Regions from separate parts of the Homo sapiens genome. Here region 2 is linked to region 1. A link is a loop called in an ENCODE intact Hi-C map of the cell type or tissue named here. Cell type or tissue: mammary epithelial cell. All regions are shown on one strand. Links, peaks and the distances in the headings refer to the core of each region. The heading gives the core; the rest is flanking DNA. Region 1 overlaps SLC9A9 (solute carrier family 9 member A9). Region 2 has its middle 300 kb from the start of LNCSRLR.

What was found. A loop is a pair of places that touch in the nucleus more often than their neighbours do. Peaks named below come from ENCODE experiments on the same cell type or tissue, not always from the same donor. Only the 100,000 strongest peaks of a DNase experiment are listed, where the experiment ranks them.
Region 2: it touches region 1 in a loop (10-fold over the local background); 5 of 110 quality-filtered maps call a loop at or near these places.

The regions. Positions count from the first base shown.
Region 1 is chr3:143,769,652-143,780,916 of GRCh38, reverse strand. The region is part of intron 4 of SLC9A9 (solute carrier family 9 member A9); the gene reads left to right. Among named protein-coding and RNA genes, the nearest start is that of SLC9A9, 73 kb to the left of the region's middle. In mammary epithelial cell, for the core only: a CTCF peak has its summit at 5,338 (motif pointing left); no DNase peak of the experiment used is centred there.
Region 2 is chr3:145,762,008-145,773,272 of GRCh38, reverse strand. No RefSeq gene overlaps it. Among named protein-coding and RNA genes, the nearest start is that of LNCSRLR, 300 kb to the left of the region's middle. In mammary epithelial cell, for the core only: a CTCF peak has its summit at 5,192 (motif pointing right); no DNase peak of the experiment used is centred there.

The DNA.
Region 1 (11,265 bases), core at 1,434-9,433:
ATTTAAAAAAGAATATTTATGTTATAAATTTTGTACACAATTTCTTTCTTTGACAGCAAATAGTATATACCAGATATTTCCTATGACCCTATTGCTCCAACACTGGATGAAAATTGAAGATTCTCAGTCCCTCTCTGAATCTAGGACTCTGTCCACTTGGCCAGTTTTCGTGGCAGCATCTTGGTTGACCAGTCATCCCCAACACTGTAGAAGGCAGACACTAGACAGCCATTGGGAAACTTTCCCTCTGATTAGCATCATATGGTGGCTCCCTTTCCAATCCCTTAGAATATGTGTTATGAGGACAATGCTTTCTTAACTCCCCATGTTTAGCCTTATATCTTCCATTTTGCAGAATGAATATTAGCCCTCTTGAGGTTTGTTTTTCCTCTTTTGGTGTCCAAACTACATTATAAACAAATCAATGATTGCGTAAAAACTTTTAATGAGTGATCCTTTTGTATCATCAATCCCCAATTGACAGTGATTCAATAATTCTATTTCTGAAGCTAATTTTCTCCATGGTTATGATCATAATATCTTCATTATTTTTTTGGTTGCATGTAATGTGCCAACGTCTTCTTCCCTCCAAATACTAACCACCACGTCATCACCTTTTACTAATTGGGCTATCTGGTCTTACATGCTATTTGTTTCAGGTCTACTTATGTGTCTAGTTTTTCCTATTGATTTTTTATAATTTGGCATCCCTTCACTGGGCTCTTCCCTATCCAGGCAAATATCTGTCTTCCAACATATGTAGATAAATTGCTTACATGATTGTGAAGGTGTTACTTTTAATTTGCAGCAAAAAGGTATCTATTCTAGGTTACAAACTTAAGGCTTCTACAGAAATCAATAACCTGATTATTTTACAGGTTATCCACTGAGCTCCACAGGGTTAAATACAATTACAGCATTATCCCAGCACAGAGAAATCGAGAGTGTAGGAAAAGGTAAACATTATCCTCAAAAGTACAAAGTAAATGGAGACTCATTTGCAAGAATGTGAGTGTTTATTGTGGATGGCACATGCTTTAGAAAATAATTTCACTTCAAGACCTTACTGCATACATAGGACGTCTACTCTAATGTTAGAAATATGGGCAAAATATAATAGTTTCATAGTTCTTTGCCCTCTTCACAATGTGTTTTCACATAGCTCACCATATTTGCATTTCACAACTATGTGGGATAGGCAGGGGCAGGAATTATCATACTTTATGCATTTTAAAACTGAGGATTAGGCCGAGTGTGGTGGCTCACACTTGTAATCCCAGCACTTTGGGAGGCCGAAGTGGATGGATCACCTGAGGTCAGAAGTTCAAGAGCAGCCTGGCCAACATGGTGAAACCCCGACTGTACTAAAAATACAAAAATTGGCGAGGCATGTGGTGCATACTTGTAATCCCAGCTACTCCAGAGGCTGAGGCAGGAGGATTGCTTGAACCCAGGAGGAGGAGGTTGCAGTGAGCCGAGATTGTGCCACTTCACGCCAGCCTGGGCAACAAAACAAAACTCCATCTCAAAAAACAAACAAACAAAAAACCCAAAAAACTGAGGATTAAAGAAGTTAAATTACTTTTTCAAATACTATTAGTTAATGTTTGTCAAATGGAAAAGAATATCATTTATTCTAATTCTTAGATCTCTGCAAATGCTTTTCATACTTAGTTAAGAGGCCTACCCTCCCTTGAAACTGACTGTCCTATTAATCATTCAAAACAACAGTAAAGTTTGAGACTTATGATAGATGTGATAAATAATAACAGTATAATATATGAATTTTTAAACATAGATTATTTCAATTGCCCATTAATCCAGCTGGGATACAAAGCTTCCCCATAAGACATCCCGGAGCAAGATCCAGAAATTATTATAAATCCAGTGAAATTGTTTAGGACACTAGAGGTATAAATTCATGTCATTGAAAGAATCTAACATTGGTAATAGCACTCTGTTCACAGAAGTTTGGAGAATTGAATGTGGGTAATCTCTAGAGAAAATTACATACACAGAGCATGCAAGTCAACCAGCATTAACTCACTCAATTGCAGCCCAAATTATACTTTTCAGGAGCTGGGTCTCTAATCTTTTCTTAGACTCAACTGATCTATTACTTCTATTGGTGTGCAGTTTAGCTTGGTTACTTCCAATGAATAACTTTTTGTAAGGAAATTGGTTTTCCTCTTGGAAAAAAAGGTACATAAATCTCCCCGAAGGTTTTTCTCTTTTTCCTTCTAAATTTAACTAATTTTCTATATATCTGATTAGGAAAATACAGCTACTTATAAAGATATTTTTTTACATGGTTTCCAGATGATTTCTAACCCTCCTTTTTTTTCTTCCTCCTTGCCTTCTAGTTGTATGAGATTACAAGGGATGTACTTAGGCACTGATACACAGTTCTGAAAACCGTCTTTGCTTTCATTGCCCCTGTATTAAAGAATTCCAGTATTCGCCATAGTGAAATTGCTGTGCGATATTTGTTTTAAAATTCCAAAAACTAAATGGGACTTCAGTTAAATCTTGAGTAGTTAATAGCTATTTAGATAGTTGAAGCATATTTTGAGTAGTGTTAATACACTTCAGACAATTTAGTTAGGAGCATACATCAAAGTTTTGTTACAGTCTTGCCATAAAGGGAAAAAGGCCATTAGTACAATCTTACTGATAGTGTTGTCTGTAGACCAGTGCTGATCTGTGAGCTCGGTGCTCCCAGATTGGGAGGAATAAGTACAAAACCTGAGAATAAGCATTTAAAAACATACACAGTGATTGAAATCATTCAGTGTCTGTTAAATTTAATAATAAAAGATTTGGATTTATATCCTGTAATGAAAAAGTGCCATTGATTCAGCATCTTTTTTTTTTTTTTTGCATTTTATAAAAGTATCAGTGACGGGCCGGGCGTGGTGGCTCATGCCTGTAATCCCAGCAGTTTGGGAGGCCAAGGCGGGTGGATCATGAGGTCAGAAGTTCAAGACCAGCCTGACCAACATGGTGAAACCCCGTCTCTACTAAAAATACAAAAATTAGCCAGGTGTGGTGGCATGTGCCTGTAATCCCAGGTATTTAGGAGGCTAAGACAGGAGAATTGCTTGAACCCGGGAGGCTGAGGTTGCAGTGAGCAGAGATCACACCACTGCACTCCAGCCTGGGTGACAGAGCGAGACTCTGCCTCAAAAAAAAAAAAAAAAGTATCAGTGACAATAGTTTGGAAGTAATAATACTAATTAATAAACTAATTAATGCCTCTTCACCACAGAGAGTTTGAGAAACAGTGCTGAGGGAGGCCAATTCAAAGATTTTCTCATGGTAGGTGCATTTCATTTAGAAAAAAGAATAGTTAGAAAATCATTTTTATGTTATAGCTTTAAAAAGTTTGAAGTTCACTAGATAGATCACTAGGTAGATAAATAGTTCACTAGAAAATAGTTTCTCAGAACAAATCTTAATTCTATGCAAGTTAATCAGAAAACTACTTAAACATTTTTAAGGAATGGCATTTTTTTCTCTAGAAGGGAGTTTTTCATAAAAGGATTCTGACTCAGATAAACTTTGATCAAAATTTTATTTTACTGGAGTCAGGCAGAAGAGAGAGTTTGATACTTAGAATTTGGTTTACCTCCATTCCTCCTGTCTTAAGCTTTCCATGTGGACTAAGTTTATTTGAGGCAGCTGATCTTCGAGTAACTCTGATTGTCCAGTTTTAAATAAAAATGGCTATTTTTCAGGAAGAGCCCAGTAAAACGGGGTTTCATTCATAATCTCTGTGATGGGTACTCCAACACCAGACTGGTATTTCTGAGAGAGAATGGGGTCAGAGAAGAGGCCACAAAATGCCCTTTAGTGACCCTATTTGTTCTCCCTAAGATCCAAATTAACATATCTTTCGTCAGATAGATACTCAGCTCCCAAATGTAAGTTATTTGCCCCCACAAAAGATAATTTTTATATTGAGAATATATTGTACCATTCCCCTAATTGAATTCATGAAATTGTTGTGATAGGAAGTGTTCACAATTTATAATCTTTTAAAAATAACTATATGTAGGAATACATTCTCCTCCATCAAAACAATATTCCAACCATGATTATATGTGAAATACATTCATGTCAAAGGGGAAATAAAATATTGCTTTAGAACATTACTTATGGTTGAAAAGATTCTGTTCTAGTAAAATAACCTGCCTTTATAGAGTTTCCTTGATTTTTAAATTAATATCTAATCATATTTGAGTCTTTTTCATTTTATTAATTTCAATTTTAGTCATTTTCTCCAATTAGACAATTTATAAAAATCCTTCTCTATACAGTTATAAAAATAGCTTTTATTTTGAATGGCATATTGCCCACTCTCTCACTTTCAAAAAAAGGAGGAAAGAATATCACAAATTATATTTCTCAGAATGAAAGTGTTGATTTTATAGTGCATTAGAGTTTGTTTTCATAACCTGCTTTGCTCTTTAGATTTAATATTTTCTCACTAGTTTATAACTCCACTGTATCAGTCCATTAAATCACTAACAAGAACATCACAGTACTGGGGGTAAATGCCCTTAATAAGATTTGATTTGAATAGATGAAGGAAAAATTCTATCGTTGGCCCAAAGTTTAAGAGTACTGTTAATAATGACCTTTCTATCTATTCCTTTCTCAGAGTAGGAATAGTACATAGTTTGCTATTATATGTATTAAAATCTTGCCAAACTGCCAATATTTTAAATAAACACATATTTGGAGAAAGTAGAAAACAATCATAAATTAGGCCAGAAAATTGTGGTATTTTAGATATAAATATATACTTTTAAATTTTGAGGGTAATATATTTTATTTAGAACATGATAAAGATAAGAACACGTACATTTCTTCAATGTCCCAAGGATTTGCATATAAGCCAGATTCATAGCACAGAACAAATTGGTAAAATTATCCCAGTGCTTTTTAACCACTAACACCCACGTAGAGTTGAAGCTAGATTTTAACGGTGCTTAAAGGCACCACGGTGTGTTATTGTAAGTTTAAATTTCAAGATTGTTTCAAAGTTAAAATCTCTTTGCCTATTGGAAAGAAAAGTTGGAACTTTAAAAAAAGGTCTGTTCCAATAAGCAGATGTGAAAAGCCATTTTGGTAAAATTATTTGCGGATTTCAGAGTCAAGCACACCCTAAACATGTGAAGAATGAAGTGTGGATTATATTAAAATGGATGTTAAACAGGAGGGGGCAAGTGTCACCACCTAGGAAGCTAAAGTTCCGTTCCAAAATCAACAGAATGAAACAATTATACCCGGTAAATGGTACACGGTACACCAGCTGCAGCTCAGCAGCCATTGGCTTTGATATTATGCCCTCTGGTGGGAAAATTTATAAATCACAATTTTAACAGTTAAACTGACTCAGTAAGACTGTTGTTTCTCATGTCAGGGCTATATGGCTTTATGTATAATCAAACTTCAATCTAAGGGAAAGTACATGACAATTTCTCCAGACAGAGTTGACTTAGGTATTAACTAATGTAACCTCTTAATTTTTCCTGGAGATAATAAATGAGTAATGAGGCATGAAAGAAGTAAACTATTTATTATTCAGTTCTCCAGTGTCCCAGGTAAGGTATTAATTACTGAATACCTACTAAGTGCCAAACACTATATAAGCATTGGTTCATTTAATCTCATCAATTCTGATTTCAGTCTAATCCTTTTCCTCTTCATTTTCTGTTAATTTAAGGTTTTCCCAGGGCTAAAATTCTATCTTTGGTCTACTGATACTTGCATATTCAGGCTTTAAGTATGTGGTTTTTGATCCCCTTAGAGAGGGGGTTCTAATCTAACTGATCTCAGCAGGTACGGTTCTCTCTAGTGTTAGGCTTGAGACCTGGAGTCCATTACAAAAATCAGCAGTGGGATTGGGAAATCCAACTCCAGGCTACCTATTCCTATGCCAGGTGAAGACAAAGGTTCGTGGTGGAGCACTACTGTGGGATTAGAGAAGCCAGAAAAGCTGAGGAGAAAATGAACGGAGGAGGCAACCGAGCAGTTGAGGCGAAGCAGACAGGGTCCCAAAGGGGCAGGGGAGCGCACTGGGTCATTTTCACCCAGCTGTGGTGTGGGCTTGTAGAGATAGTGCCAGGTCAATTTGAAAGGTTCCAAATAGGCCAATGAATATATGTATAATATAAAACTTTTTAGAATTGAAAGATATTACAATGTATAGTTCAACTTTTGATTCTCCAACATCATCTTACTTTTTTCCTTGTTATAAGTTATAGTATATGATACACATAATAACGTAAGAGCTAACACTTCCAGGCTACTCTGTCTTATGCTCTAAGCACTCTGCATATACAAATCCAGTCAGTCCTCACACGCACCCTAAGAAGTGGGCAGTGTTGTTGCCTTTAATTTACCTATGAGGAGACTGAAGCCCAGAAGGAGTAAGTGCCATCCCAAACATCACATGGCAAATGGGAAGAGCTGGGATTTGAACCCAAGCCGTCTGGCTTCAACCTGTGTCCCTAAACAGTACTCAGTGCCGGTATGAAGTTAGGTAGCATAATAATAAATCAAACTCCTGGAAAGCCCTGACTCAACTTCAAAAATAAAATATATCACTGGGCCCAGTAAAGGCGCTCCCACACACCTTTCCCAGACATCCCTTTTAGTTGAGTCAAGTCCCGAAAGGTGACGTGGTTGGCCTGTAGTTATTATATCTTGCTGAGTTTAAAATCCAACTGTTCAATTATATGGATGCTACGTAGTAGCATAAGTACATAAATAGATGTTTACTAGTTCACTGATTATTTATTGAGGGCAATAAAATAGAATTTTGCCTTATATGCATTTTTGGCTTTTTGTTTTAAATTATCCCCTTATTTGATGTTAAATAAACACATCTGTTATTGCATTTGCATTTGAAAAACTTTTAGGCTGTAATAGTCACTCATTAACTAATGAACTAATTAATTCACCAACATTTGTAAAACCCCTACTGAGTGGCAATCACCATGCTAGAGACAGGGATGCAATGAACCTCACACTGGAAATGGCTTGTACCACTCATGAGACCTAATGGTTAATGTTTCAGGAACTTTGTGAACAAGCCATCAAACACAACCATTGTTAAAAATTAGGGCCAGGTGTGGTGGCTTATGCCTATAATCCCAGAACTTTGGGAGGCCGAGGTGGGCAGATCACCTGAAGTCAGGAGTTCGAGACCAGCCTGACCAGCATGGTGAAACCCCGTCTCTACTAAACATACAAAATTAGCTGGGCATGGTGGAGCATGCCTTTAATCTCAGCTACTTGGGAGGCTGAGGCAGGAGAATTGCTTGAACCCAGGGGGCAGAGGTTGCAGTGAGCCAAGATCGCGCCATTGCACTCCAGCCTGGGCAACAAAAGCAAAACCCCATTTCAAAAAAAAAAAAAGAAAAAGTAAAAATTAGATTACATAAACATACCAACATATAAATTATATTAAAAACAAAGTTAACAAATACTAAAAACTCATAGCTTCCCAATTTTTTTCTATATTTTATTATTAATCATGCTCTTGAGGTTGTGTACATGTATTGTAGCTATATGGTGGAAATGCAACTTAAGAATGTGCTACTGAACATCTCTTCCCAACTCCATGTCCAGAGACCTCATTGCTAGCTTGAAATTGGCCATTGTGTGAGTACTTACTCCATGGACATTTACAAATGCTACAAATCAGGGCTTTTCCCCCCAAAAAGCCACTTATTAAACGTTTAGCACCACAACACTAGTTACAGTGAAGATTAATATACAACCTCTAGCAAAATACAATTATTGATCTAATGGGACCAGTAATTTGAACAATGCATACATCAAAAAAAATGTTTTAAAGGCTGAACAAAACTATCAACTCCACCATGATTTCCAACAATGATCTTCTGTATAGAATTTTGCATCTCATTCAGTTCAGCTCTGATTTTGGTTATTTCTTTTCTCCTGTGTCCAACCATGACCACTTAAAGTTTCATCCTTAACATAGTTAAAATCAACCCAATTTCCATGTTTTCTAAAGTTGTCAGTGTTCTCTGAAATCTGCAGATGGAAATGGAGAGCTGATATGACGCTTCTGAAATTGGCATCATCCAGGTGGGACTTTTGGGCAGTAGCGTCTATAACGTTTCCAATCACAGCTCTGTGACCTGTTTTTCACAAACCGGACTTGGGGCAACCACTCAGCTTATTAATCAGCACCTCACAATAGCTGTCATGTCTCTTCTTTAAGGTGAAAAGGCATCTGCGGTATTTATCTAAGAGTGTTTAAGTGCTATGGTAGTGGCTACAGTTCCTTCCCGGACCAGCTTGTGCTTCATCTAGGCAGAGAAAATTCTCAGAAACATCCATGGAGTCTCTGGGCTTCCATGATGAATTACACATGATTTAACCTGGAATTTGAGGCACTTCTAACTAGAACCTTCCTTCCCAAATATCTGTACTTGAATACATTTTAATCCTCAAGCCTGAGTGTACTAGAACAAATTTTTTTACTTTTTTCTGTAACTAAAATTATTTTCTGTTTTGATGCTTTACTATGCTGGGTAACTGAAACTAAGTCTCTTTCCCTGGGACCGTGTCCAATTCCTGGAGGCCTTGGAGCACGAAGGTGTCACAGACAGAGCCCTCTGCTCTTGGTTGTTAGTTGGGTACGCTGATTCACAGAGGTGATATACTCTGGATTTCAAGCATGTGTCCACACACTTCACTTCTACACCCTTGCTTGTCCTGGCAGCAAAGTAGCACCAGGGATGCCAGCAGGCTGGGGCATGTCTGTGCCACTCTCAGGCAGTGGGAAGCATTCTGCTCACCCCCCTCCCATTGTCCAATACACACACACACACACACACACACACACACACACATTCTGGGGATGCTCTGAGGCTGTCTTGGACTCATCTGCCCAGCCGCAGCTCAGCAGACCCTCTGACCGTCCTGAGCATTTCCTCCTCTGTCCTCCTGCTCAACCTGGAGGAGACCTGGAAAGGGGACTTCTTCTTCTTCTCCATCCCCTCAAGAATGAGATGTGGTCCCTTCTCCACCCCCTGGGAAATGAGACAAGGAGGTGAAGTCCTCTGCTTCCTGCCTCCAGGTAATGACAAGAGGAGAAAAGAGCCTGGGAGGGCTCCATTCCTTTCCCAGCAAGAAAGGTGACGAGGGACAACAGCAGGAGCACGGAGGAAATCATGTCTTATTAACCAAGTGTACTCCAAATTCCAGTAAAATTCCCAGATATAATTAAGGTGTTTCCTGCAGTTTAAATGACAAGTTAGGCTGAAAGAGGACAGTTAAATGTAGAGAATAAATCCCCATTCAGCGTCTTTAGCTGTACTTGAGCTTGAGATTCTAACCTTTCTCCCATGGCACCTTCTCTCTGTGACTTCAGAGTGTGTGTCTATGTGTGGGTGTGTGTGACTAACAAGATATTATTAATCTGGAAAGGCAGGCTTCATCTAATCTAAGCACTCCATCACCTTCCTTCTTCGGTTAACATCATACACTATACACAGTTGAATCATGATCTTGCCCAAAATGTCACAAAAAGAAAATAAATATCACAATGAATAACTGCATCTTAAAGAGTTGGCACTCAGTGAACATCGGTTCTATTTAGAGAACACTCTCCTCCCTGTTCCCTGCAGATGGTCCCATCAGCCTACAATTCAGGCCCATTAGGAAGCCCCCTTGCTTCTTCGTATTACTGTGTGCTCTGAATCAAGGCTCCAAGTAGAACACTACAGGGGAGGCATTTTCCCTCCTACAAACCTTTTAATCTCACCTTTGTCATTTGGATAGGTAGAAAATAATCTCTCATTGTAGTTTTTACTTACATTTCTCTTACTGTAAGGCTGAGCATCTTTTTTTTTTATTTTACTTTAAGTTCCAGGATACATGAATGTGCATGTTTGTTACATAGGTATACTGTGCCATGGTGGTTTGCTGCACCTTTCAACCTGTCATCTAGGTTTCTTTAAACTTGTTTAGGAGCTATTTGTATTTCCTTTTGGTGCATGGCCTTTTCCATATCTTTTGTCTTTTTGTGCTTTACCTATTAGGTTGCAGGAGCTCATCTTACGTCTATGAGTTTAGTCTTTTGTCATGAGAGTTGCAAATATATTTCCTGGTTTGTCATTTGTTTATGGAGAGTTTTTTTCAGTGATATTTTCTTTCATATAACTGACATTATCGAGCCTTTGTTTTGCAGGGTTTAGATCTTTCTCAGAAAGGCTTCTCCCAGTCTGAATCAAAATTAAACATCTTCCTCTTGTTTTCCTCAAGTACTTATCTGTCCGTTTGTTTATGTTTGGATTATTTGATCTGTCTCCAATTTCTGGTAGGATAGTTGTGATGTAAGGCTCTAACCTTACCCTCCCCCAGACTCCTCCCAACACAAGATTGTTACCCAGATATTCTTTTAGGAATACTTGTTGAATAATCCATCCCTTACCCACTGGTTTGAAATACCATCTCTGCTGTATACCATCTTCACACATTTATTTTGGTCCATTAGTGAAAGTTATATTCTATTTTATAGATTGTCTTTCTTTTTTTAAGCACTAGTACCTTACTATCTTAATTATTGTGCCTGTAAAATATGTTTTAATATCGATAGGAATATTGCTATTTTCTCTTCCTTTTTTCCAAGAATTTTTCTGCCTATTCTTGCTTGTTTATTTTCAGTATTCAGTTAGGATTTACCTGTTCAATCTTTCACCCAGATCATCTAGAACTAGGTGTTTTCATTGGGATTGCATTACATTCTAGATTAACTTGTGGAGAATTCATATATTTATGAGGTTGAGTCCTCCTATTCAAGAAATATGAAATGGTATAAGCAATTTATTATGAATGATAAAGTATCAACATGAGAGAATTAGTCATATTTTTAATATAGTTAGAATAAATTTCAGGCTATTTATAAGCACTCATACTTATTGCATTCAGATACACGTCTCTTGAATAAGAGAAAAAGTAACCACAGTTGCAGTTAGCTCCCTAGGGATTCCACACAACCCTTGGCCTATTTTATCTCTGCACTAAGGGAGTGTATTCTGCATGTAAACATCATCCATCCTTGAGTCACACTGAGGAGAAAAGGTTTTGAATAGCAGCCAGAGCATATGCTCTTCTTTATCTAATACAAATTGCTGTACTTTATTGACCTTTTCCTGGGATATTAATGTTTCAGGTCAGTATTGGGCATAACTTGCTGCTATATTCTTGTATTTTTGTATG
Region 2 (11,265 bases), core at 2,021-10,020, 2.0 Mb before region 1:
AACATCCTGTATGCTAGACTCCAGCTGAGGCGGTTTCTCAGGTCCTCCAGCTTCTTATGTTTCTCATAATTATAACCCATGGGCATTTCATACATTTGAAATGGAAGATTCTTTTTTCTCTCTGCAGACATCTTGCTAATTAAGTAAAAGATTACTATAGCCTTGGAACACGTGTCAGCTATAGGATTGTAGCACTTCCTTTCTGCTAAAAAGATGTGGTTCCTTTTGGCTGACACATTTTAAGTCATTTGTGGGTAAATTTCTACACATTCTATGCTTGACTTTTTGTATGTGTGTTTTTTTATTACTGAAATGATATATTATATTCCTAAATAACAGAAATGGATCAATTGTTCAAAGGCCATCCACTAAATCATAAATATAGAGACATAGTAACATAAATGCTACAACTCAAACAACATTATAAATATAATCTACTACCTTTTAAGTACAGAATAAATTACATGGGTATAGCATGTAAATCTGACATGGTGTTTTTACACAAGCAGTCATAAAAGTTGCCAACAGGAAGGAGAACTGTATATAATAGAATTGGATTTTACTGGACCAATAAAGTGATTCATCTACCTCTATTCTTTGGAACATTGTTTGTATTGAAAATTTGTTGAATAGCATCAAGAAACCAATGAAGCTATCACATATTTTTAAAACAAAGCACAGTGATCTCGCTAGTCAACCAAATTAGATGTATTTTTTTTAGAATAAGTGAAAAATATTGCTTTCTTTCATGCAATTGATCAATTTAGTTGCTAAAAATAAAGACTCAAAGTTCTAGTTCTTGAAAAAGAAATATTTAAAAACAAATGCAAGGTTATATAGCCTCAGAAAGAAAGCAGTAGAAGCAATTTTCAGAATTTGTTTTATTAAATAGTATTGACGAGCATCAAATAATACCAACTCATACAATGTCCAAAAGTAATAACTCTCTCAGACAGATAATCTTATGGTGGGACAAATCCTTGAAATGCAGAGACTGAATGAGCTCGTGGCACTTATGTGAAACACGTGAGAGAGAGGTGGTCTATGAGATTTTGTTTTATTATGAGAACCCCATGGTACAGAAGAAGTGGTGTTTTAATTTAGGTGATGATTACTTGGTGAGCCGTAATGAAACCTGGATACAGTGTGCTCACATTGGCACTAAAGTACAATTTATGTAGAGGTAGCAGGAAGGCCATTGCTACTTGAAGGCAGCTCTACATACAGCTTTACCACAAAGTGAACGTGTTACACAAATGAAATATGAGTAATTCATGATGCTGAAGGGTGAATGAGCAGCTCTGAACTAAGACTGCTTTAAAGTTTATAACACTCTTAGTGTTGCGGGAAGTCAGGGACCCCAAACGGAGGGACCGGCTGGAGCCGTGGCAGAGGAACATAAATCGTGAAGATTTCATGGACATTTATCAGTTCCCAAATAATACTTTTATAATTTCTTATGCCTGTCTTTACTTTAATCTCTTAATGCTGTTATCTTAGTAAGCTGAGGATATATGTCACCTCAGGACCACTATGATAATTGTGTTAACTGTACAAGTTGATTGTAAAACACGTGTGTTTGAACAATATGAAATCAGTGCACCTTGAAAAAGAAGAAAATAACAGCAATTTTTAGGGAACAAGGGAAGACAACCATAAGGTCTGACTGCCTGCTGGGTTGGGCAAAAAGAGCCATATTTTTCTTCTTGCAGAAAGCCTACAAACGGATATGGAAGTAAGAGAGATATCACTAAATTCTTTCCTTAGCAATTAATATTAATACCCTGGGAAAGGAATGCATTCTTGGGGGGAGGTCTATAAATGGCCGCTCTGAGATTGTCTGTCTTATGTGGTTGAGATAAGGACTGAGATGTGCCCTGGTCTCCTGCAGTACCCTCAGGCTTACTAGGGTAGGGAAAAAACTCCACCCTGGTAAATTTGTGGTCAGACTGGTTCTCTGCTCTCAAACCCTGTTTTCTGTTGTTTAAGATGTTTATCAAGACAATACATGCACTGCTGAACATAGACCCTTATCAGTAGTTCTGCTTTTGCCCTTTGCCTTGTTCACTCAGAAGCATGTGATCTTTGGTCTGCTTTTTGCCCTTTGAAGCATGTGATCTTTGTACCTACTCTCTGTTATTTCACCCCCTCCCCTTTTGAAACCCTTAATAAAAAACTTGCTGGTTTGAGGCTCAGGTGGGCATCACGGTCCTACCAATATGTGATGTCACCCCCGGGGGCCAAGCCATAAAATTCCTCTCTTTGTACTCTTTCTTTTTATTTCTCAGCCAGAAAATAGAAAGAACCTATGTTGAAATATTGGGGGCGGGTTCCCCCGATACTTAGAAGTGAACACATGTTTGTTTCCATTTCAAAGATGGTGAAATCAATAGAGGAAATAATTATCTTGAAATTATATGATAGTTGAATCAGGAATAGATGTATGCATTTTGGGTCTCAGAATGTATCACATCCTATAGGAAGCCTATACTTGGGTTAAGAATACCAAAGAAATTAAAGTGTAGATTGATTTAACATTTTCTCATCCTATTTAGACTTTCTCAAGTGGGCAAAAGCACTTATCTATGGTGAGATGTTATCTACTCAGAAATATTAAAAACTTGCTTTTTTATAATGCAAATAAGGCAGTACAAGGAATAGTCGTTAAATATTGTGTAATTTAGATTTTAAAGAAATAAAATTAAAATGTTTATAAACTAATTTAGATATTTAATCTAAAGGTATTAATATCTCAATACTTGAATTTATTCTGTCAATACTCAATCAGAGGTAGGTTTTCAGCAATAAGAAAGTTGTAAATTTGTGTTTTTATAATTATATGTGGGTATGTCTCTGTATATACATAGATTAAGTATGTACTTTGTAAATATTTAATCTTTCTGTGTGAAGATTTGCTTACGTATTTAATAAAAATGTTTCTTTGCATGATAAAAATTCAGAGGAATATTCCCATCAGGTGTCTTCATTGCCACAGAAGTATTTCCTCTTGAAGAGAGCCACTCTTAGAAGACAGGAGTTGTAGGGTGGAGCACTGGATGCAAAGAAAGCCCTCTTTAGTGGAAGAAAATACCTTTGTAAGTGTATATACCCCAGCTGGAGAAACAATCTTTAGGGAAAAAAGCAGGTTGTTAACTGAGTGCTCTGCTTTTGTGAGGGTGGCTTTATGGTGAAGCTGCAATTCCTCTACCATTGCTTGTCTGAGATCCTAATTAAAAACAAAACAGGTTTGGATTCAAGTAAAGCCCCTTTTAAAATGTTTTAGTACGTTCATTGTGCTGAAGTAAAGAAAAAATCCTTGATTTTTAGAATCTTAATTTTAAGTTTTGGTTCATCTAAAACTCAACATCTATTTTCTCCATTGGGTTTCATTAACATGTTATTTTAATTGGTAAGTTCACCTAGAGGCTACATCTCCCAGATGACAGAAAATAAATCAGGGCAGGCAGTTTTCCTCTTGAAGCTTTTGGCTGACCTAACATTTTACAAGACACAATTGGACCCTCTTTTTGGGTCAAATCAGCCCTTCCTGTTGTATGTTCACTTTCTACTTTTCCCAGAGCTATATATGCTAATGTAAAGTCTCTGTGTCTATTTTTATTGAAACTGAGAGAAATCCATGCCTTCACTTTATAGATAAGATGTATATAGCAGAGTAAATAGAATACCTGCATATGTCAGTTAATAACTTTTTGTTCTTTAGTGTCATACTTTGATTCTCAAAAACAATTGTATGATTTATTTATGGGAAGTTCAACTCTGAACAATTTGAAGAAATCAAGAAGTTAATCAGTTACTCAGGTAACAGATTATGGAGTACTCTGTTTTGTTGTTTGTAAAATGTTCAATGTCAAGCTATTTTAAGGATTTTTATAGACAAATGCTGTGTAATAAAAAGAACAAAGTAGATCAAGGAAACATAAGCTTCTGTAATTTGTTTTAAAAATTACACTTTTGAGTAAAGCAAATGGAGGGAATGGATGTTTTATCAGACACTTATGAATAGGTTGGTTTATTATGTTGAGAAAGTTGATTTATCTGATTCCAAACCTTTGTTCTGGAAACTTGTTAACTGGCTACGAGTGATATAGGTTTTTAGTGCATTAAACAGTTTCATACAAATCTTTAAAAATGGGCCTGATACGTTTTTTTATTTTCCCCCTACATTTGGATAAGGTACAGAAATCTAGACCATTGTAACCCCTAGAGATTCTTCATAAGTTCTGCCAGTCTCTAAATCCATTCAATTATAAGAACAAAAGTCACTATTAATTTTTATATTTAAAAGGGTTGACTTTTTTGAGCCCTTCCAAGCCCCATATATTTACTAGCTAATCTCACCATTACTCTATGTACACATCTCTTATTTATATTTGGTCTGAATTAATTTAGGCATTCATTTGTTCTGGAATAATTATTCCTTCACTCTTTTGTTAAAAAGAAATAAAATAAGGCATAAGTACCGAACCTAAATTGTACTGTGCCTGGGGAAAACAAAAGTCACTAGAATGTCTCAAAAGGTAAAGAGATCTACCACAGGGGAAGGAGATAAGTGGGCATTGCAAATTGATGTATTTTGTGAAGTTCTTTATGTTCGTGTCTTGCATGTATAAATTTAAAGATGTGACACTGATCATAATACACCTCTGTTTATGCATGTGGAGATCATCTAATCATTCTTGGGGTTTAGAGTTTACTTTTACTGTGACATATACAATATAAAGGATTCACTGCTTCTATGTTAAAGCATGTGGCTGTTAGGTAAAACTACCAGCAGTCAGGAAGGCCCCCCTATGAATACCAACATCACTGCTTAATAGCAGTGACTACATTACTTCAACTACTTGGGCATCAGTTTTGCTCATCAATAAAATGGAGAGGTTAATAAGCTAAATTTATACTCAAAGTTTCATTGATTTGATTATGATAACCATTGTAATTTTATTTTTTGTTTTGCCTCCACGAAGTTAGTTTTTGTTTTTTAAGGTTCTATAACATTTTCTTGAGTAGTCTTATATATTGGCTATCTTTTATGAATCAGTAAGGAAATAATACATCCAAATCTGCTACTTTAGTTGTTTTCTGTTTTAAAATGTGTTATTTTTATACTAGATAGCTGAATGTTGAAAAAATTGTTATCAAGAATGATTATAAGAATGTCCTCTAGAGGGATCCATTTTATTGCTTTATAGCCATGAGCTTAGAATTGCCCTAAATTTTTATTTAATACTTATTAGAATGTAGAAGATTTACTTCCATGACTATTTAATGAGAGGGAAAAAAAACTGAAACAACACATTTAGTTAAAAATTTAGTTTTGCAATGGAAGTGGAAGGTTCATTTTATTAAGATAAACATCTTTTAATATGGACTAAAACTGATGATTTAATAGATTTTCATGGAAAAGAGGAAACTTATTTTTCATATATAAAAACTCTTAGAAACTTTATTTAATTTGAAATTAAAATGCCAGTTAAATTTAGTTTTAGTTCGATAAAATGTTTCCCAGTAAAATTAAGTCAGTAGCTATACTTGATAACCTTAAGAACAGATTTAACACAGTGAAAAATTACAAAATACGGCCTCATTTATATATTCTTTGCACATCCCTGGTTATAATGTATTTTATTACTTTAAAAAGCAATAAAGTTACAACATGTCTAACTAAAACTAAGGATTATGATTTTTAAAGTATTTATGTGTAGGGATATAACTATGTTAAATAATTTATATGATTCATTTATTTACAACTGTCTTTCAATTTCTTTGCAGCATTTTTAAAAGTGTTTGTTTTGGCTTTCTAAAGTTGTATTAATAAAGTGATCACAAGCCATTTATAATATTAATGCTATTAAGAAAAATAATGCTAAAATTTCATATTTGTTTCGCTCTTTTATAATCTGAATGGGTTCTTCCAGTGAATTATATTGAAATAGTAAAATGAAATAACTTTTTTATTTCAATTATGTCATGTTTATCTTCCATCAGGTTTTTGGTGTATGTGCAAGTATGCAAAACACAAGGAATGGTCTGGAGCTTAGAAAACACATGTCCTGGTGTAATAATCCTCTTTGGTCAAATGGCCTTGAGAAAATTTCTCTTCGAAACTTAGTATCCTGAAACTTACAAATAGAAGAAGAAAAAACAAAAGAAAAGAAAGTTGTTCTCCAGAGAAAAGAACCAAGGAGAGAGATTTTATATATATATATATATATATATATATTTTTTTTTCTTTATAGTTATGTATATAAATGTATATATTTACATATTTTTTCTTTATATATCTCATATATAGATATATCTATATATCTAGATATAGATATCTATAGAATATTTAGATATATATTTTTATTGATATAAGCTATATCTATAATTATTATAGCTATAAAATTTATAGATGTATGTAATATAAATATATTTATATTTCTATAGATATACATTATCTGTATATAGAAGGATACAGAATCCTTATTATGAAGCATTGGTTCATATGATTATGGAGAGTAAGAAGCCAAATTTGCAGGCTGCAAGGTGGAGGCCCAGGAGAGTCAGTGTGTAGTTCTAGTCCAAACCCAAAGGCCTGAGATCAGCAGTGCCAATGTCTGAGGGCAGGAGAAGATTGATGTCCCAGCTTAAGCAGAGAGAAAATTTGCCCTTCCTTCACCTTTTTTGTTGGATTCAGGCCCCTAGCAGATTGGATGATGCCTGCCCGCACTGGTGAGGGAGATATTCTTTAGTCAGTTTACGGAATCAAATACTAATCTTTTCTGGAAACACCATCTTAAACACAGCCAGAAATAGTGTTTAACCAGCTATCTGGGCATTCCTTAGCCAAGTCAAGTTGACATAAGCAATTAACCATCACAGTGTCCTTCCTATGTCATTTATATTTTTTGAATGTCAATTAAGACCATGTATTCAGAGAAACTTCGTAAACTAAAAAGAATTTCATAAAGAAGAGGCATCATTAAAAGGCATACACATCTGTTACAAAATGTTCTGGGCTCAAAAGTGAGCATTTCAAGAGGTCCTTGACATCATTAGATGTTGAAAAAACTGCTGTATAGAATGGAGGCTCCTTGTGAGATATTTATAATTATGCTTTATATCTTTCTACTCATGTTTCCATTTGTTAGAAATTTGTTAACTTTCACGAAATTCCTCTTCTTCCTGAGTGAGGTGTCCTGCAGTATCTATTCAATTTACAACAAAGAAGTTAGAGGATCTTGGTTTGCACTGGGGCCACATTTGCAGCCCTTATTACCAACTTTGAAAATAAAATGTATGCAAATTTAACTTAAAAACTAGGAAAACAGCTACAGAATAAATTTGAAAATAGAAGAAAAATTAATAAATATCAAACGTGAAATAAGAACGAAAAAGAAGGAAATAAAATCAACACATGTTTTTGTAAAGGTTCATGGAATATATAATATTTTGGCAAATATGTGAAGAAAATATGAGAAAAGAAAATAAAAAATCCCAAATATTAGGAATGAAAAAGAAGACACAGCCATGAATATGGAAGTCAGTAAAATTATAAAGGCATATTTTATGAACTACTATAAAATGAAAATCTATAAGAAATCTGTAAGATAAACTACAGATTTATCTGTAAGAGGTCAGGTAAATTTATTCTTTAAAATTTCTAGTAAAATATAAAAGACACAGACTGAACTCCATAAGAGTAAGACATTTGAATATAATACTAGAAAAAAATAAGGAATATATGCTTCCTGATGCTTTCTCAGTGTTTTTTTCTCCTGCAAGTCATATTATATTCATTTTTTTTTTTTGGTACTGATTCCTACTAATAGGATGGCATCTTCCATCCTTTCTTTTAAGTAATCACAATATTTTTTAGCTGTAATTTTTGTTTCCTGTTCCTTCTTGCACCAATTCACTTACTGATGTTATTGAGAAAAATTTTGGAAACTTTTCTATGAGTTATAAACCTAGAATGTCATAAGCGCAAATATAGTTATCATTTCTAATTTATGCATAATTTAAAAAATAAATTCTATGCTATCTAAAAAATACAGAATTCTCAGGCTATCATATTAAGTTTTTATTTCTTATTTTCAGCTTACTTGACACAAAAACTCTACATAATTTTCTAAAACGAAACAGTAAATTCCATTTTAAAAGTATAAACTTTCAATTTGTAATGAGATAGTAGCAGCTTATGAATCTAACGTGCCTATTATATATTTCATCATCAAATAAATAATTGACATTTTAGTCTCTGATAAATAGAATATAAACAATTATGCTTCAATCTACTCTAAAAAATACCCTCCTTCATTTTGGTTTCTTTAATACGTATTTTTTTTTTTGCTATTAAATTTATATAACATTGAAATTTTACATATTGACTCATTCTTTCTAATGACTCTTTCATTGGAAAATAACTCTCGAATTCTACACAAAATGTTTCAGTTCAATGAGCATTCATTATTCTCTTCTTGTTCTAAACACATATCTAACAGTATAAACAAAATGGAATCTCAGCAAGCTTTTAAAAATAGGAAATTAAAAATTTTTAATGTTTTTGAAAATATTATGATAGTGGTTATTTTCAAAAACACAAGTTTTCAAAAACTTTGTGAATGCTTTCATGCTATAGTAATTGTCCTGCATTTCTATCTCAGAAATTGGTATTTTATTTTACCTTACTTCAGTTCAACTTACATTCTTCTTGTCCCTGACATGCCTTACCCCTCCTTCCTGGTTAACCGTCCCTAACCATGTTCTCCTCAACACAACTCTGTTCTTTGAATTCTCATTCACAAAGCAGCTTTAGTTTAGGTCCCTGTTTATTTTGTCTCTCTCAGTCTCTATTTCTTCTCTCTCTCTTTGTCTGTCTCTCTCCCCCTGTCTCCCTCTTCACGCCCCCACTCTCCCATTCTGTTTTAGTTTTCTTCATCTGCAACTGCTCATTTGTGTTTACCTGACTTTTTGAGAGGCAAGTTTTGGACACATCTGTGATACATTGGTTGTTGAATTCTTGCCTTAATAACTGTATCCAGACTTTTTTTTATTTACTAACTCTCATTAGATTTGAAAGTAACTGCAGTCAGAATTACAAGCTGCCTCTTTGTCAGGTACCAAGCCTTTTGTCAGCTTTTTGTCTGGCCCATGTTCTTCCCTTATTTCTGATGTGTCTCCAGGTTGTCGATTGTTTGGCTTCACCCTATGACTATCTCCAAGGGACTTTTTAAAAATTTCAGTAGTTAGGGGAGTACACATGGTTTTCATTACATGGATTAGTTCTTTAGTGGTGAATTCTGAGATTTCAGAGCACCTGTTACCCAAGCAGTGTTCACTGTACCCAATATGTAGTCTTTTGTCCCTCACCACTCTCCCAACCTGCTCTGCGCCGGGTCCCCACCGTCTATTATATTGTTGTGTATGTTTTTGTTTCCTTATAGCTTAGCTCCCACTTATAAGTGAGAACATACAGCATTCGATTTTCCATTCCTAAATTATTTCACTTGGAATAATGGCCTCCAGCTACATACAGGTTGCTGCAAAATACATTATTTCATTCCTGTTTTTGGCTGAGTAGTATTTCATGTTGTATATAGACCAACTTTTCTTTATCCACTTGTTGGTCGATGGGCACTTACATTGGTTCCATATCCTTGCAATTGGGAATTGTGTTGTTACAAACATGTGTGTGCATGTGTCTTTTTCATATAATGACTGCTTTTCCTTTGAGTAGATACCCAGTAGTTGGGTTGCTGGATTGAATGGCAGAGCTACTTCCAGTTCTTTAAGGAATCTCCATACTCCAACCTCCTTTCCATAGAGGTTGTACTAATTTACATTCCCACCAACCATGTAAAAGTGTTCCATTTTCACCACAATGACTTTTAAATTTCTCCAAAGATTTTTGAGGAAAAAAATTTGCTTTCATTATTTTAGACTTTAGCTCATCTTTAATATTAGTCTCCTTAATTCCTGCTTTCTTACCTGTTTTCTGACCCTTTATTTGCCTCATTTAGTATTTTTAGTACTAAAAAATACACAAACTGTTGGTCTAACAACTCTGTGTTCCAGTTCAGGCTCTGTCCCACTGATTTTAAGAATTATTCACTTAGCTTTCTGAGCCACGTTTGTCATCAGTAAATGGGGATAATTACATCTGTGTCATACACTTTTTGGGGAAACTTACTTGGAAGGCATATGTGAATCACTTTGCATACCTGGTTCACAAAAAGTATTCAACAATTGTTATATCTTTTTCTCCCTTATATGCAGTCTTCTCAATTTTCGTCTTTAGCAGTACATTTCTAACTACTGCAGTCAGTCTGTGACTCCGTATTACACAATTGGGAATATGTTGTTTGATGCATATTGGGTATAGGAGAAATGAATTATGGCATCAAACATTCCTTGACCTTTCTACCTGTAGTAACCAGTGAACTCTGACAGATGCTAATGGAATTTGCCTGCCTTGGAAAATTTAATAAAGGCTCAAGGTTATTTCATGTTGATGTGATCAGTCATGCCAAAAGAAATGCTATTTTGGTAAACTCTCCTAATGGCCAAAGGAAGTTTGCATACTATTGGATTAAATATATCTTGCATAGCCATATTTCAAGGACATATTTAAGATGGGGAAATTTTTTCTCTTTTGGAAAACTCTTTCAATTTATTATTGTCTATTGATAATAATGTAGTGACACAGGAAATGCAAAAATATATAAGGGAAAAATTAAATAGAAATAAAAGAGTGCTTGTATTTGAAATACAGCTTGGAAATTGGACACATTTTGACTTCTATATGAATAAATAAACTAATTTTTGTCATAAAATATTCATGCATTATAGTCATCCTCTTATAGCACATAACAAACATAACTTAATGCATATGAGAGCTCCCTCTCGCCTGGCTATCAAGTATAATCAGAATATTCTCAGAGAACAAAAATCCCTAGGTCCAAGAATACCTGTTAATGCTGAAACTTTCCACTGATTAGCATAGGTCCCTATCCTTTATAAGCCTGGTCTTCTTATACTCTCCTACACCTTGTTATCTAGAGTTAGGATGTTCATTTTAGACAAGCTGCACCTTAACCTCACTAACTGTCACAGAGCCCCTTAGCTCCAAGGCCTTTTATTGCAGTAGCAGGAAAGAGCACCTAGCTTACAGCAAGTCATTACATCACCTGCATCTCCAGATTGAAGATGCCTGGCACCTTGGGAAACACACTGCTGCAAGGAAACCAGGCAACTGCCTTG